Linked DNA regions of Homo sapiens: region 2 is linked to region 1. Evidence: chromatin contacts called from ENCODE Hi-C or POLR2A ChIA-PET data. All regions are on one chromosome and are shown on one strand. Each heading gives the region's core, a stretch centred on a gene start or an enhancer-like site at or near the end of the contact. The rest is flanking DNA. Distances are from core to core; before and after follow the strand shown.

Region 1 (5,902 bases), core at 1,182-3,681:
CAAATACTGTCATTTTGTTCAATGTTGTTTTGTTATAATGTTGATGAGAAAAAAATGGATTTCTAGCCGGGACCACTGTTTGTATTTGCAGGTTCTCCTCGTGCCTGCAAGAGTTTTCTTTGGGTACCTTGGTTTCCTCTCACATCTTAAAGACATGCACGTTCAGTTCATAGGCTTGTCTACATGATACCAGTAGTTTTTCTTTTCTTTTTTTTTTTTTGTTTTAAGAGACGGGGTCTCCATCTATTACCCAAGCTAGAGTGTAGTGGCATTATCACAGCTCACTGCAGCCTCCAACTCCTGGGCTCAAGCAATCCGCCTACTGCAGCCTCCAGAATAGCTGAGACTACAGGTGTGTACCACCATGCCTGGTTAATTTTTGTATTTATGGTAGAGATGGGGTTTCACCATATTGCTCAGGCTGGTCTCCAACTCCTGGGCTCAAGCAGTCCACCTGCCTCATGCCTCCCAAAGTGCTGGGACTACAGGCATGAATCACTGCCCCCTTCCTAAATGGTCCCAGTTTAAGTGAGTGTAGGGGTGTGTGTGTGTGTGTGTGGTGTGTGTGTGTGTGTGTGTGTGTGTGTGTGTGTCTTGCAACAGAATGGCATCCTATCCAGGGATGGTTCCCACCTTTTGCCCAAGCTGAGCAGCTGGGATAAGGCTCCCACTATCTGTGACCTTGAACTGGAATAAATGAGTTGGAAAAATGAATAAATCCGTGAAACAAATGACTGTAAAATAAAAATATGTAAGTGTACATTAATCATAAAAATGCACGACAATAAATGAGATAGGAGTGCACTCAGCTACCATATTTGTGATTGTTTTTGAATTTCATGGTAGCAGCAGGTCCTACAGGCAACTTTTGCTTTGCAAACACTTATTCCTTGACTTAACCCAGCACCACAGCAACCATCGCTCACTTAATCACTAGAAATTTGGCAAACCATTATCTTGTTTTTATCAATCTTTAAAAAATGTAGGTAGGCCAGGTGCAGTGGCTGGTGCCTGTATTCCCAGCACTTTAGGAGGCCAAGGTGGGCAGATTCCTTAAGCCCAGGAGTTCGAGACCAACCTGGGCAGCATGGTGAAACCCCATCTCTACCAAAAATACAAGAAGTTTATCCAGGCTTGGTGGTGCGCGCCTGTAGTCTCAACTACTGGGGAGTCTGAAGTGGGAGAATCACCTGAGTCTGGGGAAGTAGAGCCTGCAGTGAGCTGTGATTGCACCACTGCACCCCCAGCCTGGTTGACACAGCGAGACCCTATCTCAAGGGAAAAAATAAAAATAAAAAAGAGGTATAGCTCACATTTATTTTAATGTTTAATATTAGAAGTGTTTTGAATTTTTACTTTGAAGTTCGGTGATGTTTTTGTAACCGGAAATAATGCTGTAGGAACTTAACTCTTTTTTTATATGTCAGCCTATGGCAAATTTGGTTTTGTTATATGTTGTTTTGCTTAAGGTGACAGTTTCCAAGAACCTACTCCGTGAGGACTGGTGAGCTGGGTCAGAGTAAATAGCACAGGATGACGACTGCAAGGACGATATGGGGGCAGCAGGGTTTTAGACATACTTGGAATGGCAGCTTCCTGAGGTAGGCCAAGTATTCTCAGCATAATAAGGGCTACATTTAGGTGTATCTGGAGGAAGACGGTGAACAGATTTCCACGGACGGTGAGTGCACTGGAAAACAGGCAGGGATGGCAAGTACCATAGTGATGGATTGGAAGAAGGTGCACTTTGGGGCATGATTCTACTGGTTAAGCCAAGGGCTCTCGATGAGGTCCGAGGTTCCTGCCCCGGGCACGGAGTGGGTTGGCAGTGACAGCCCAGCCTATTACGTGGGAGTCTCCCTCTTGAATGGCTCCAGGAGGCCCATATCGAGGGTCTGAAAGGCCAGACGGTTATCCGCACAAAAGTATTAAGTTCATTTCAGGGACTGACCCGGCAATGTGCCCGGGTCCTTCCCCTCGGTGCTGGGAAGCCCTGGTCTCCCTGCAGCATTTCACACCTGGCTGGGTCTCCTGACTCGTGGCGTGGGTGAGTGCATGAGCCTCCCTCCTTCGCCTGATCGACGCCTGGGGGCTCCTCTCCCCAACCTCCTCACTCTGCCCACTCTGTCCTCTCCCTCCTTGGGGAGCGGCAGGGGACGCCTAGCCGGGGTCCCCAGGCTCCCGCTCGCAACCCACGGCCTCCTCCGCGGGCAGGGAGCGAACGCCCGGAGGTCGCCCGCGCACAGGGGGCGGCCCGGCTGCAGCGGAGCCGGGGCGGGAAGGCGCAGCCTAACGGTCCAGCTGCCGCGCCCCGCGCCCCGCACCCAGTGCCCCGCCCGCGGCGCCGCAGCCGCCTCCCGCCTGCCCGCCCGCCCCCTGCGTCATGACGCCGGCGCCCAACGCGGAAGCCGCTCGCCGCGCGCCGGGTCCAGCCGCGGGCTGAGCGCGGATCCGCGGCGGGCGCAGGATACGGGCCGGGGCGCGAGCCGAGCGCAGTCTGCCGGGCCGAGCGGGCGGAGCGAGCCGAGTGGGGCTGAGCGCGCCGGCGGCGGCGGGCGGAGCGGAGCGCGGCGCGCCGGGGCCGCCGCCGGGGGGATGCGGCTGCCTCCCCGGGCCGGGGTGTAGAGAGGGCGGGTCCCCGGCCTCGGGAGCACGGCGGTGGAGGGGACATAGGAGGCGGCCATGGCGACCCCCGGCAACCTAGGGTCCTCTGTCCTGGCGAGCAAGACCAAGACCAAGAAGAAGCACTTCGTAGCGCAGAAAGTGAAGCTGTTTCGGGCCAGCGACCCGCTGCTCAGCGTCCTCATGTGGGGGGTAAACCACTCGGTAAGGGCTCAGCTGCGGCGCGCGGTCCCCTTCCTCCTCCTCCTCTTCCTCCTCGTTCCCCTCCTCCTCCGGCTGCAGCTGCTGCGGGGCGGGGAGCCGGAGTCAGCCCTGGACCTCCGGCTGCTCGCCCGCCTCGAAGCCCCCAGCCCCGCGGCGCGTGCCCCCAGCCCTCTGGGCCGCCCAGGCACCACCACTTGCGTCCCCTTTAGATCTATGGCCCGGTGCGGGTCGGGGGTCCCGTGTGCATGTGAGTCTCACGGTGGGTGCCAGTGCCGCCCCCGGTCCGCCCGCCCGCCCGCAGGTCGGTCCCCGCAGCCTGGGAGGTAGGAAGTTTGTGCGGGGCACGGCGCCTCGGCTGTCAGCCCCGGCGGGAGCTGCTGGGGGCCGGGTCCGGGCGACCGCTACCCGGTGTGGGGGCCGCGCGGCGCCCGCGTCTTCCGCTTGCGGGCAGGTGTACCTGTCCCGGGCTGGGCGCGTGCGAGCCTCCCACTGGGGCACTGGGGCGAGGATACCGGAGCGCGAGCAGATTTGGGGCAGCAGCTTTAGTGCTTAGGTCCTTTCTTTTTCCTTTAAAGGCAATATTACTGGGCACAAGTCGGCTTTTTGGCAAAGCAGCAGCCGATGTAAATATGGCTCTGGCGTCGGGCGGCATCCCTGCGCTTCTCCCGCATCGCCCTGCCGCTGTGCGGGCTGGAGAGCCCTTGGCGGGGAGTCTTCCTCCCTTCGTCGCCTCCCCCCACTTTGGGGAGTCAGGCAGAAGTCACCGACTGCGGAAGGGCGGCCGGGGCGGGGACAGCAGGCGGGGGTCCCGGCGGGCGCGGGCGGAGGGGGTCCCGAGTTGGCCGCACCCGCTGTGGGGGGTGTGGGAAAGGCTGGAGAACGCGTGGAAAGGTTAGCGTCACGCACAGTCGGGGATTGGAGGATGCGCCGCTGCGGGCTATGCGGACTGCGGTTCGAGGGTCTGAAATAGCCTCCTGCTGATCTGACAGCGAGAAACTCCTGCAGTTTTAATCCACTTCGATAGGATCAGGAAACATGATCGGAGCTGTTGGCTCAGCCAGGAAAGTTTAAACGAGCTGTGAATTTTGACCATGACCTTAGCCACTGCAGTCACTTAGCATCTGGGGAAAAGTGTAAGTTCGCTTTCCCTGCTTTTGATTTCGATGGATGTCTGTATGTCCTTTTCAGCGTAATGGAAATGACAGAAAACCATGCTGGTTTTTCGGAAAACACACACACAGACACACACACACACACACACACACACACCCTCAATGTAGTGAAGTTGTTTAAAATGCCTAAAAGCATCGTTTTTGTATTTTTCTTCCCCAAGCTGAGCAGGGGGAAGGGCAAAACAGTATCAGGATCGATCGTGTTTGCATGGAGTGAGTGTTTTTGGAAAAGTTGAGAAATGATTATTTTTATCCAGCTTAATGACTGACTCACTGAAGTTCATTTTAACTTCCTGGCAACTTCTTTAGCTATTTGGGAATGTAAGTTGTTACAAGAGCATGCATTACTGCACCAAAAACTCCTCTCTCAAGTTTTATTACGGAAAATGAAATGCAATTTTTCCTAAGTAATAAGTTTACAATGTAGAGTTATGTATAATTTTGTTAAGCTCTTTTATTATTTATGTTAGTAGTTTTTGGGTCCCTTATTACTAGAATAGAAACTTACAATTTAAAAAAAGGATGAATACTGTAGTGCTTACTCATATTTATGGTGCTTTTATCTCCTTTGGAGTTCTGGTGTTTTGGTCAGGAGAGTGTTTCTGTCTCGGGGTTTAATTTAGTAAGGTAGTGTCAACAATATGCTGCCGAAAAAGAGTGTGCTTTCTGGGAACTCGTCTGAATTCCAGTTTGCCTTAAAAAATCTTGTAATTGTGTATGTTTTACTGTAACCACTTACGTTGCTACCTTATATTTATGAATTGCTACATTTGTTTTAGAGTTTCTTGCTAATTGGAAATATTTTGAAACTACTTAAGTGTTTCATAGTGTATGACTTGTAAATAGTACATTTGGTGTTATTTTCTTTTGCTCTCAAGAGAAGTTGGCAGTTCTAAGTATCCACAACCAGAGGAGTGAAGTTTCCATTTCATATAAATGTAAGCATGTTACTCATTCAACAGATATATATTGGGCACATACAGTGCCAGCTACTGTGGGAAGAATTGCTAAAACACCTCTAATATTTTTATCCAACTGTCTTTATTTTGAGGGCTCTGAGTTGACATAAGAAAGGTCTGTTTCACAGCCTTTTTTTTCAAAATGTCTATTTTCTTTACTATATTATTTTTGAAAAAAGAATGGAGGTGTAATATAAACATGAAATCTAAAACCCTTAGATGCCATGTATTTCTGGTTTGATTTCATTTTAGGTGACAATGTCTGATATTAGATAAATGTTTTATATGACCTTCTGTGCACCAAAGTTTATAGTATAATGTGAGAATAAATATGTCAGCAGTCTTAAGAACAAACAAGCATGGTGTTGTATACGAGCATCTTCCACATACTGTGGTAAAACGCTCATTGAATCTGCGCTTTAAGTTTTTCTTAAATTCTAACTGTTGACCTTGGGCATGTTAAGGTCAGGTTTTGGCATCAGTGTTTGCATCTGTGAACTGAGGTTGTTTGGATGATTTCCAAGTCTAACTCAAGATTCTGTTTTTTCAGTCTACTAGGTGCACAGTGTTATACTAGGATTTGTAGAATACTATATAAAAGTTGTCTTACTATTATAACCTTCCAAATGCAGCAACATTCAGGGAATTTTCAAGACCTTGACTACAGGGGAAGGAAATCTATGGTGATTTTAAGAGACTGTGAACTAAGGGTTTGTTATATTGAATGTAGCTGAACTGCATTGCAGTCTATTAAGCCAAAGTCGATTTGATTGAAACATAACAACTTGCAATTAAGGTGAAAATGTTCAAGTCCATTGAGGTGGTAATGAAAATCTTGATTTGGGCAATGGTCATAGTCGGGAGTAAGCCTGCCATTGTGTGGTTAATTTGATATGTTACTGCTTTGTAACTTAAAATACCCATCAGTGAATGGATCAGTGCCAA
Region 2 (5,902 bases), core at 1,551-4,050, 500 kb after region 1:
ATGTGAATTCAAACCCTTGAAAAGTCAGGAATTCCTATTCCCCCAGTTCACCCACACAAATGGCTATATGTCCCTTTGGAAAAAGGACTGGGGGAATCTATCATATGTACTTGCTGTGGGTGATAGAATTCTTCCTGGGACCTGGTCTATCCTTCAGTTAACGAGTTCCTAGCCGGAGTAGTGGCTCGGATCCAGAAATGAGGCAGAATATGGTCATTTTTATTGGGTTGATTGGTCTCAATCTCCTGAAGATCCGTGGTTGATTTCTTTTCTTTTCTTTTCTTTGCCAGGCTGAAGTTCAGTGGCGTGCATCGTCATGGCTCGTGGCAGTCTCAAACTCCTGGGCTCAAGTGATCTTCCTACCTCAGCCTCCCAAGTAGCTTGGAGTACAGATGCATGCCACCATGCCTGGATAATTTTTAAATTTTCTATAGGGATGCGGGGGGTCTTACTACATTTCCTGGGCTGATCTTGAAACAATCCTCCTGCCTCGGCCTCCCAAAGTGTTGGGATTACAGGTGCGAGCCACCCCTCTTGGCCTCGATTTATCCTGATTGTATAATTTGAGTAATATGCTTATTGGCTGCTCATCCAAGATGTCCCTACAGATGCTATGTTCCATTAACCAGCTTCACATCTCTGTGAGTCAGACACCTCTCCCTCTTTCAATCCAAACTTGCCAGCCATTAGAATAATAGCCCACAATCTGCCCTTATCACTGCAGGACACTATCATCCCCATTGTTATCAGGGAGCCCAGTTCTGTACTAGTATCACCAATATCAGCCCAAGGCCACAGGGGACAGCCACACTGACCTTCACAGAGATGCTGGTGCCCCTCATCCCGATGACTTTATTGCTTTATTAAACAGTGTCCTCTGGCCCCTCCCACAGTCTGTCATTGGTGAGTGGGTTTTCTGGCACTCAACAGGGTATATTCACTCTAGAACATTTTCCTAACCTTTTGATCCTTTATTTTCCTGTCTGCCATGGAAGTTCCAGCACTTTCTCTCACATAATGTGGCCATGTTTTCTACAAGCTTCTAAGATCTTGTAGTGTGTTGTCACCAACTCCTAGGTTGCTTGTCAGGGTTAAATCCTGTTTCACAGGACAATGCTCTGTCTTGATTGACCCTCCTTTATCCAGCCTTATCTTCTACTCACTTTGATCCAACACCAAATATCCTGTCTTGGTTTGTGATGGTATATGTCAGCTCAGTCCTACATCTCCTTTTGAGAGCATCAACTCTTCCCTCTTTCAGCAGGCTGGCTCATGTTATGACTCAACCCTACTCATTTATCTGATGGCTCAAACAGGAGGTAGAAGTGGATCTGAAAGGAATGCCTGTGGCCTTGCAAGGCAGATGACTGCATCATCTTCAAGTGAGCGAGCAGTGCTGGTCTTTAACAGGATGAAGTGGGCCACTTCTATAGGCCCAGAGTCTGGGAGAATGTGGGAATTCAGGATGCCACCATGCCATGCCTTAAGGTCAACTTCTTCCCAACAAGGCCCTCTCCTCATTCAACCTCTTCCGAAGCTCTGTTACTCTTATTGTTGAGGCTCGGGCTTGATTCTTAGCCTCTTTTGGTGTTGGCTCATAGAAGATGAGAATCTCTTTATATGGTGTGGAAGAGGCTGTCTGACTTTGCTGCTTGCCTTTAATTGGTGATTAATTAACCTCAGCCTTTTGTTGTCTTCCTCTAGGGCATCCACTGTTGTCAGCAGCAGCCAATTCCCTAATCCTTGTAATTACCACTTTCTCTAGCTCTCAAAATCCTGATACTGCACCTGCCAGTGCATTCCCTTTTACTGGTATCCAACGCCAGCTCACACCGGGAATGTTTTAATACTTGCACCACTGTCTCATGCCAGAGGTATCCATGCTCCATCTATCCCCAGTGATGGGTCTTCAGTACCTGCCTGCCAGTGGGTGATCTGGCTGTGCCTGCGGTCTCATTTTAAAGCCACTTTCCTAGGATCACTTCCAGCACTAGCTGCTGCAGGTCAGATGCCCGGAGACTCTGAGATTTGCATGTACAGTTTATTGAAGAGTGCTCTCAGAAACAACTCCTTTGAGGAAGCCAGGGAGAAAATAGTACTGAGCAGAGGAAAAAGCCAAACTGAAATGCAGCTGCATCAGTAGCCTCAGCTGGCTCCAGGGGGAGCATTGAGGCTGAAAGAGCATTCAGAGATGTACCAATCCAAGGCACCAGGGCTGGGTCTTTGAATCGCTGCATTGAATTCAGTCATTGGATTGTGGGCTACCCTTGAAGAAGAGACATAAATGTATTGAGGCAACTTCCTTTAACCAAGGTCAATTCCAGAAAATGGATTCAGCTGTGAGCCATCAACAGCCAATAATTACTCCCAGCAACAGCCTTGAACCTGAAGGGGGACTGGGTGAGGGGCCATAGTATCCATGGCACAAGTCTCCTAGGAGTGGTTTCTTTTCTTATTATTTTTCCTTTTATATGTATTATTTCTTCCTGTCTTTTTAGGTCATTGTTGTTGTTTTTTTCTTTTTTGTTACACATTTGCTTTGTATACTTTAATTTTTTAAAAAACAGCAAAGTCATTAAGATTTATATTTAAACGACAGAGATTTTGCTATGCAGTTACATGGTTTGGCTGTGTCCACCTAAATCTCACCTTGAATTGTAATCCCAACTGTTGAGGCAGGGACTGGTAGGAGGTGATTGGATCATGGGGGTGGATTTCCCTCATGCAGTTCTCGTGATGGTGAGTGAGTTCTCACGAGATCTGACGGTTTAAAAGCATCTGGCAGTTCCCCTCGTCCTTGCTCTTTCTCTAGGTCCTGCTGCCCTGTGAGGAAGGTGCTTGCTTCTCCTCCTTCAGCCATGCTTGTAGTTTCCTGAGGCCTTCCCAGCCATGCAGAACTGTGAGTCAATTAAACCTCCTTTCCTTATAAATTACTCAGTCTCGGGTAGTATATTTACAGCAGTGTGAGAACGGACTAATACACCTAGTTACTCCTCTTTACATTATTTTCTAAATAGTCTGTATTTGTTGCTTGCTTTTTGACTTAGAAGTTATTTAGGAGAGACTTAATATTTAACCTTTTTCAAGTGGTTGTTTTTTCCAAAGTTAATTTTACGAATTTATGGTTATATCATGGTGTAGTCAGAGAATGTAGCCAACGTAGTATCTGCTTTTGTCATTTATTACAGTTTTCTGTTTTCCATTAAGTTTTGTTTCCATTTTTCTTGCGTATACCAAGGAAGATAAAAAATAACAATGCAGTTGAATCTGACAAACACATTGGTGTGTAATGAAATGTATGGTGTGCAGGATATACAGAAAAAGCAGAGGATATGTTTTTTCCTCTTTGTCTTTCTTTATATTACCAAAGTTCTTGGCACATAAGAAATGAATATGAGAACAGTATGAAAGTGAAGCAGTTCTCTTTATTCCTTTGTGCCTTCTCATACTGATCAGGGAAAAGAAACCAGGATGATAAGTTTTTGCACTGGTGAAACCCTATCTCTACTAAAAATAGAAAAATTAGCTGGGCGTGGTGGCACGCACCTATAATCTCAGATACTCAGGAGGCTGAGGCAGGAGAATCACTTGAACCCAGGAGGCGAAGGTTGCAGTGAGTCAAGATTGCACCACTGCACTGCAGCCTGAACAACAGAGCGAGACTCCGTCTCAAAACAAAAAAATATATATATACACATACATATATATATAAATAATTTCTGAGTATGTATTTATTGCTTTAAAAATCAAGCAACAGAATTGTTATTGTAATAAGCGTGAGAGGGTTTCCCAGGCAACATTGGATTCTGATTGGCTGAGTCAAGGTAAAATGATGCAGCGCACAAGTTTTGTGTTTTAGACTTGAAGCTCAAGTGTACTTACTTAGTTTTTGATCTCGATAAAATAGTCTTAAGGAAAATCATAAAAAATTTTGATTATGTGGATTTTGGCAAAACAGAGATGGAGTGCACATAGGGCAAGAAGTACTCGTGATTCTTGATTAAACTTCCAGTGTTTTGAAAATCAAGTTAAAATTTCTGAAGATTTATACTCCGTTTAATTGTATTAGCACAATTTATAAATTATTGCAACTTTTCACTAAAATCCTGTCCTTCCTCAGTCTTCATTGTATATGTCTAACCTATATTTTTAGAAGAGTTTTATGTGCCAAACTACCAATGATGAGAATTATATATTTCAAACAAATATTCTAAGTTTTTGAAATAAAACCACAAATAAATTACCTATTGTACATAGAATGTTGCCATCTAGATATTTTTCCAGAAGAGTAGAAAGTATTCTCATTTTGATGCAAGTAGCTTGTTTTCCTTAAAGAGGTTGTTGCCCTGTTTGAGTCTATTGGTGATAATTCAAAGTAGGTTATATATTATCTTTAGTTTTAAAAGATTTAACAAATCTAGATTGAAACAGTTTGAAGACTAAATGTTTACTGTAAATATAGTTGTAGAATAAAGAGTGAAGGAAAAATACATCACATATATGGATTGAGGGGTATGTTATCACTAATTTGTTTTTGTTTTTGTTTTTGTTTTGCAATGTGTTTGTACATGCCAGATGAGGTGTCCCTAAATTGGGTTTCACCGAATGACTTTTATTGGGGTAAAAAAAAAAATCATAGAAGCACAGTCACCTGCAGATAAAATATTGAAACACTGAGTCTGAAACTCTTCTCTGAATATCTGGTACTCATTATGGTATAAACCACACATCGTATAGTGCTTTACATTGTTGTTACTGTTTAATTTTTCTTAGATGTTATGAAAAATTTAAGTGTAGTTTGTTAAAGATAATTTGAAAATATAAAAAAGAAGAAAATAGTTAAACATAGTTCTAACAGTATTATGCATACAATTTTGTACTGTCATTTTCTCTTGATATCTTGTAATAATTTTCCCATATTAATATGTAATATATTTTTCCCTGCTGTGTAATATTTCATCCAGTACATATACCACAGCACACTTAACTATTCCACTATCACCAAACATTTAAGATGTTTCATTTCTTCATGGTCATACATAATGCTGAAATGAGGGTCTTTGTATATAAATATTTTTTTCTTTCATATTTAGGAAAAATTTCTTGTGTAGTGTTTTTATAAGCTACACCACTGAGGCAGAGTATTACTACATTTAAAGTTCTTGATATCTGTTGCTAAACTGCCTTCAAAAAAGGTGGTGTCAATTTGCACTTTCAATGGCTGTATATGAGAATGTCTGTTTTGCCATACTTCTAGCAGCAGTGAGAATTGTCAAAACTATTTTCTAGTTATTTTGAGAAAAATATTAATACTATCTCCTTATTGCTTTAATTTGTATTTCTTTGGTTATTAGCAATGCTGATAATTTCCTCAAGTTTGTTAACTTGCTTTCTTCTGTGATTTGGCTGGGCATACTTTAAAAAGCATCTTATAATAAAGCTATTTATAATGTACAGTGATATCATATAGATAGTATTGTGATAATATATTACACATTGTGTATTGATATAACTCACACACCATACCATTCACCCGTTTAAAGCAAACAGTTGAGTGACTTTTGAGTATATTCATAGGGTTGTGCAACCATCACCACAATTAATTTTACAACATTTTCATCACTCCAACAAGGAATCATGTACCTATTATCAGTCACTCCTTATTTACCCCCAAACCCCTTTACAGACCTAGGCATACACTAATCTCTACTTTCTGTCTCTATATGTCTACTTATTCTGGATATTTTATGTAAATGGAATCGCACAACATATGATCTTTTGTGACTGCATTCTTTCACATAGCGTAAGTTTTCAAGAGGCAACCATGTTGTAGCTTGAGATAGTGCCTTCTTCTTGATTGTCTAATAACATTTTGTTGTACAGATATAACTCATTTTATTTA

What was found. A loop is a pair of places that touch in the nucleus more often than their neighbours do. ChIA-PET counts read pairs that join two places held with the same protein, here RNA polymerase II (POLR2A). Pooled maps may share reads with other maps.
Region 2: a map with no recorded cell type shows a loop between it and region 1 (2.3-fold over the local background). The contact joins the promoter of EBLN1 here to the promoter of PIP4K2A in region 1. A Hi-C loop is called at or near these places in 4 of 168 maps with a recorded cell type or tissue (B cell, OCI-LY7, ascending aorta and 1 more), 5 of 37 single-sample maps with no recorded cell type and 21 of 50 pooled maps. POLR2A ChIA-PET finds 5 or more read pairs at or near these places in 4 of 52 experiments (SK-N-SH, WTC11, activated CD4-positive, alpha-beta T cell and 1 more).

The regions. Positions count from the first base shown.
Region 1 is chr10:22,711,107-22,717,008 of GRCh38, reverse strand. It overlaps PIP4K2A (phosphatidylinositol-5-phosphate 4-kinase type 2 alpha), which reads left to right and starts at 2,431. Exons shown (of 10, transcript NM_005028.5): 1 at 2,431-2,826. The coding sequence starts at 2,683. RefSeq lists enhancers at 1,569-2,176, 2,177-2,785 and silencers at 1,946-2,615, 2,916-2,995, 3,166-3,285, 3,586-3,695.
Region 2 is chr10:22,214,913-22,220,814 of GRCh38, reverse strand. EBLN1 (endogenous Bornavirus like nucleoprotein 1) reads left to right here and starts at 2,800. Exons shown (of 3, transcript NM_001394757.1): 1 at 2,800-2,899.